Linked DNA regions of Homo sapiens: region 1 is linked to region 2. A link is a loop called in an ENCODE intact Hi-C map of the cell type or tissue named here. Cell type or tissue: gastrocnemius medialis. All regions are shown on one strand. Region 1 overlaps ARHGAP10 (Rho GTPase activating protein 10). Region 2 overlaps NR3C2 (nuclear receptor subfamily 3 group C member 2).

Region 1 (2,500 bases), 160 kb after region 2:
TGCCAGTTATTCCTTAAGTGCCAGGAGAGGGAGAACTCCACACGCAAGCACATTGTTTGGCTCCCCACGAGCACACCGAGGGACAACAGCAGTGCAGAGAAACAAAGGCCTGTGACATGCAAGTCGCCATAACCCACGGCGTTGGGGGAGAAGGACTTTGCTGCCCATCAGGAAGGTTCGGAGTAGACCCACTGGCTCATCATTTACAGTCTGAGGACTTCCTGTCAGGCCTTGTGCTAGTCCCTGGGGACACCCAGGAAACCGTGACACCACCTGCTCTGCAGCCAAGTGAGTGGAGAATGCCCAATTAATAACCATAATACAGGCACTGAGAGCCATGTAGCGATCTGCCCAAGGTCCCTCAGAGGAAGAGTGGAGGAAGCACCTAATAACCATGGGGATAGCCAGGAGGGCTTCCTGGAGGAGGCAGCATCTGTGCGGAGCTAATGCTGAAGCTGATGCTACCATAGTCAACATCGTCATCACCTCCCCACACCCAGGCTCATGTGAGGCACAACTGTGCAATCTAGCCCTGTGCTAGATGCAACAGGCAGGCACTAGTACACTTATTCCCAACCACCCTATTATTCCACATGACATATGAGAAGACCATCTCAGAAAGGTGAAAGCAACTTACTCAAGGTCATGTTTCTAGTAAACCCTGTTTTGACAAGACAGCACAGATCTCAGACCCTCAAGTCCTTTTCAGTGACTAGAATGGAATATGGAAAGAATGGTGAGAGATGCAAGTACCGGGATATTCAGGAGGCACAATCATAACCTAAAGGCAAAGAGGGGCCATTGAAGGATTGTACGCATGCAAATTACAAATGCCTAAGACTCTGCCACTCTGCAGAGAGACCTGGGTGCCAGAGCTGGCACTATCATTGTTGGCTGAGTGCCAGCTTGCAGTTTCTTCCTCCCCTAGGCTTGTTCCTCTTTTTGTCAATAGCTAGAGGCTATGCTGAGAAGGAAGCGAATGACTTACGAGTGCCCCCCAGAGGTTGGCCCACAGTTGCCATCATTAGCCTGCACTTAGTGTCATCCACAACTGAAACTTGGCTGAGCAACCTAAACTCCCTCAGCTAACGTGAAGAGAGTCATGACTCATCGGCTGGGTCACTGTGGGTTTAAATGAGATGATAGGCGTAAAGCCCTGAAGCATAGCAAGCAGTCAATAAATGAAGCCCTCACTACTATTACATATTTCTAGGTCAGATCTTACCTCTGATTTCTAGGGTTATATCATCACTAACCATTTAATTTACCAAAAGACAGCAAATCAGCTATGCAAAGGGAAAAAAGTATGACTATATTAAGTAGATGTCATCATTTAAAAAATCTAAAGTTGCTTATAGAAACATGGCATCCTGGATTTGAGCTTGAAACAGAGAAAGAACATTATTGGAAAGACTGGTGAAGTCCATATGAAGTCTGTGGTTTAGTTAACAGTACTGTATCAACACTAATTTCATTATTTTTAACAAAGGTACCACAGTTCTGTAAGATGCTAAGAGCCGGAGGTGGGGTGGGGGCGGGAAGTGAAGAGGGGAAGTGAAGGGTCTACGGAAGCTCTGTAGTATCTTTGTAACTTTTCTGCATACCTTAAACTATTCCAAAATAAAAATTTATTTTAAATGATACATTATAAAAAGAACAACCCCACATAGGTTTTTCAGTCACTGAAACACTAAAAGCCTTCTGAAATTATAAATAAACATTTGAGGGCATCCAAAACCCATAGGGAAAATGTCTGGTTGGTTTAATGACAAGAAGAGATGTGTGAAGCTTACACTGAAAATCACCTGGCACTCTCCATCTACCACCACAGTGGTTAACTGCACTTCCTAAAGCTGGGTTTTAAGAAAGGTGGGCCCTTCCAAACAGACCTGTTTTGATTACTGATTAGCTCAAGATCAGTAAACTTATTCTGTAAAGGGCCAGAGAGTAAATACTTCAAGCTTGGCAGGCCTTCTGCAACTACTCAATTCTGCTATCACTGTCAGTGAAAAAGCAGCCACAGACAAAACGTAAACAACTAAGTGTAGCTGTGTTCCAATAAAACTTTATAAAGACAGGTGGCAGTGGGCCACGGTTTGCTCACCCCTGGATTAAACAGACCAGATAAGAAGCCTGGAAGGGACGTGGGGTTTGGGGGAGATGAAGACAATTCGGATGGAGAATCCCCTCCATCTTCACTGGTTTTGTGGTGCGGGGCTCCCCTGTTCGTGCCTGGGGCTGACCCACACATACCCAGTGCTTTCCTGCAGCAGAGGCCTTCTTCAACTGTATAAGATCATCTCTCAAGCAGCAGGGAGCCAGCCAATACATGAAGCCAGCACGTAAAAGCAGTAACTTGTTCACCTTTGAGAACAAATATCTTTATTTTGTTGCTTCCCTGAGACGGAGTCTTGCTCTGTCACTCAGGCTGGAGTGCAGTGGCGCAATCTTGGCTCATTGCAACCTCCGCCTTCCAGGTTCAAGCAATTCTCGTGCTTCG
Region 2 (2,500 bases):
GCCTAAAATATTTACTATTTAACCCCTTTGGAGATCTCCTAGATCTTTGCAGTGTTCAGAGCCTAACAGGTTAATTGTCACCTTTCTCAAATGGACAAAAGAATGAGGAAGACTTTTCACTTGATGTTCTCATGTTTTTGGTGCCAGTGTTACTTTCCAGGGTATGTTGAAGGGCACATAAATTCAATAGCTATTTTAACCTCAGTGTTACAAATGCATATCCTTGGTCACGTGTGGCATTGCTGTGATGCAGTTTAATGAATTACCTCCACCTTCTCCATACTGTTTATCCACAGCTCTCCATACTGTTTATCCTCAGCATTTGCTTCCTCATAAGGAAAGCCCGGATCAGCTTCTGTTAGCTTGCCCAGCAGTCACCACCAGCATGCAGCAGCAGTTCATGGATAAACGCCTCAAGGGCATTTAATAACATTGCAGTTTAGTGAACTAGAATAGTTTTCCAGAGAACTGAGTGTCAATTTTAATGTTTTTTTCCTGATACTTTATGAAACACCAGAGGCATCTAGCTGTGAATCCCAAGGACATAAGGGTAACACCATTCAGGGACATGCCTGTATTCTGGATGCCTTGTTTTCCCTTTTCATACCCCGAACAGACTTTGTGTTATTTATCCGAATGCCAGCTTCCAGGATTTGTTTTTCATGCTTAGGCATAAAGATAAGAATCCAAACACGGAGGGAAATAGAAGGCTAGAATCCTGCCCAGTAGGGCTTCGGTGGAGAATGTACTCCTTACCCAGGCCCCCATCCCCTTGTTGAAGGCTGCACGCAGCCCCAGGCTGCATGCCTGGGTGCTCTTGTCCTTTCAAGGCTCTTAATCTGATTTCTCCAGATTGAAATCAAGCCAGCCAAGATGTTTTGTTTGGCCTGCATAATTTTTTTAACGTTTTTAATTATTTGCCAATATTTAAAAATGGGGAGATTTCATATAAACTCTCGACGTCCAGCCTCTCCTGAAGTAGTGAAAGGTCTGGCAACACGGAGCCTGCATTCCAGCATGCCAGCCATTGGCAAGCCCTGAGCAGCAGCTGTAGCAGCTGCTCTTTCCTTGAGCCAGGGCGTGCAGGCTCCTGCTGCCTCACTCATTTCATCATCTCATGGCTCAGCTCTGTGGCAAGATGCTGGATCCCACATTTCCTAGATGCGGCTCAGGTAGCTTCTCAGGAGCAGTCTTCTCTTCCCTGTTTTCTTAGTTATAGGTAATTTTCAGTTGTCCATCTGAATGGCTAAATGGTCATGGAGCCAAATGCATTCATGGGGACCTAGATCATGATTTGGAAAATTTTTATTTTTGTTTTTAGGTTGAAAAGACAACCCAAATTGTGGAAAGTGGGTATATAACATAGTTGTTGTATTACTCTGTTTTCCTTTTTAAAAAAAAAAACTCTTCAAAAACACCAATAAAAACTGCCTAGACAATATGGTATGTAGACTGACAAACAGGAGATCTTTCTTAGCTTAAGGCCCAACTTTAGAATCAATATTAATAGCTAAGTTATTTAGCAACCTATTCTGCTAAGCACTGCCCTTGGCATCTGAAAATGTTTCTTCTGCACTTCTCAATAATCTAGCTAGGTAGACTATACTTTTACAATTGCACAGAAGTGGAAATAGACCCCTAAGAAGTAAAGTAACTTGCACCAAGTCATAGCTAGTGAGCAGATGAATTTGATTTCAACCCCAGGTCTTCTGATTTAAAGTCTGACATCTCTCCATTACCTCTGTGACCTGGGGTAAGTCCTAGTTAGAATGAAAACCCCTGTATTTTCTTCCATAAGAAGTGAAACTTTCTTTTCAATAATTCAAGTTAGTATTTAATATTCAAGCTTCAAGGAGAACCATTTGCACCATTTTTCCCTGCCTTTTGGAGCTCAAGAAAAAGGGGACTATGTAAGTTGTAAAGTATTCCATAGACAGCTACAGTGACTGTAGTTTCGTGGCGTATTCATTTTATGGCTTTACTGGATGAAACAGAATCAGATTACAAAGCTGTCATTTGCAAAAGTTCTGAGAACGTTGCATGCCCCATTGAAGAAGATTTTATTTTAACTTTAATCAGAATTCAATTTAAATAATTTAGAGTGTTTTTAGGCAGAATGGCTGTCTGAAATGTAATGTCTTCTTAAACTATTAGATTGTATTGACTTAAAGGTTGAGTACATGTGAAAGACCATAGCCTTTGGAACAGCCGCAGAATAATACTCAGCTTTAATTTCATATGGGATAAACGTATTCAATTCAGAATACTATAAATATGTAAGCAGAAAACTGAATTGTGAGTAAGTTATTAGGTAACACTAAACATACATAAAAATTCCATCATTATTGGGGGTCAGTTTCTCACCTTTTGTTTGACATTCCTTAGACTTTAACACCATGTCTAATGATTTCTACTTTTCCTTGGGTTTGCTGGTATGATTGTCTTTACTAAGATTTTTATTATACTGATTTTAAAATGAATTTCCATGACTTTGTTGAAT

The links. A loop is a pair of places that touch in the nucleus more often than their neighbours do. Peaks named below come from ENCODE experiments on the same cell type or tissue, not always from the same donor. Only the 100,000 strongest peaks of a DNase experiment are listed, where the experiment ranks them.
Region 1: it touches region 2 in a loop (2.0-fold over the local background); 6 of 110 quality-filtered maps call a loop at or near these places.

Annotation. Positions count from the first base shown.
Region 1 is chr4:148,055,588-148,058,087 of GRCh38, reverse strand. The region is part of intron 20 of ARHGAP10 (Rho GTPase activating protein 10); the gene reads right to left. Among named protein-coding and RNA genes, the nearest start is that of MIR4799, 270 kb to the right of the region's middle. RefSeq lists an enhancer at 1,966-2,500. In gastrocnemius medialis, no CTCF peak of the experiment used is centred here; a DNase peak (open chromatin) is centred at 997; H3K27ac peaks cover 2,376 bases.
Region 2 is chr4:148,213,267-148,215,766 of GRCh38, reverse strand. The region is part of intron 3 of NR3C2 (nuclear receptor subfamily 3 group C member 2); the gene reads left to right. Among named protein-coding and RNA genes, the nearest start is that of NR3C2, 230 kb to the left of the region's middle. In gastrocnemius medialis, no CTCF peak of the experiment used is centred here; a DNase peak (open chromatin) is centred at 1,076; H3K4me3 peaks cover 563 bases; H3K27ac peaks cover 816 bases.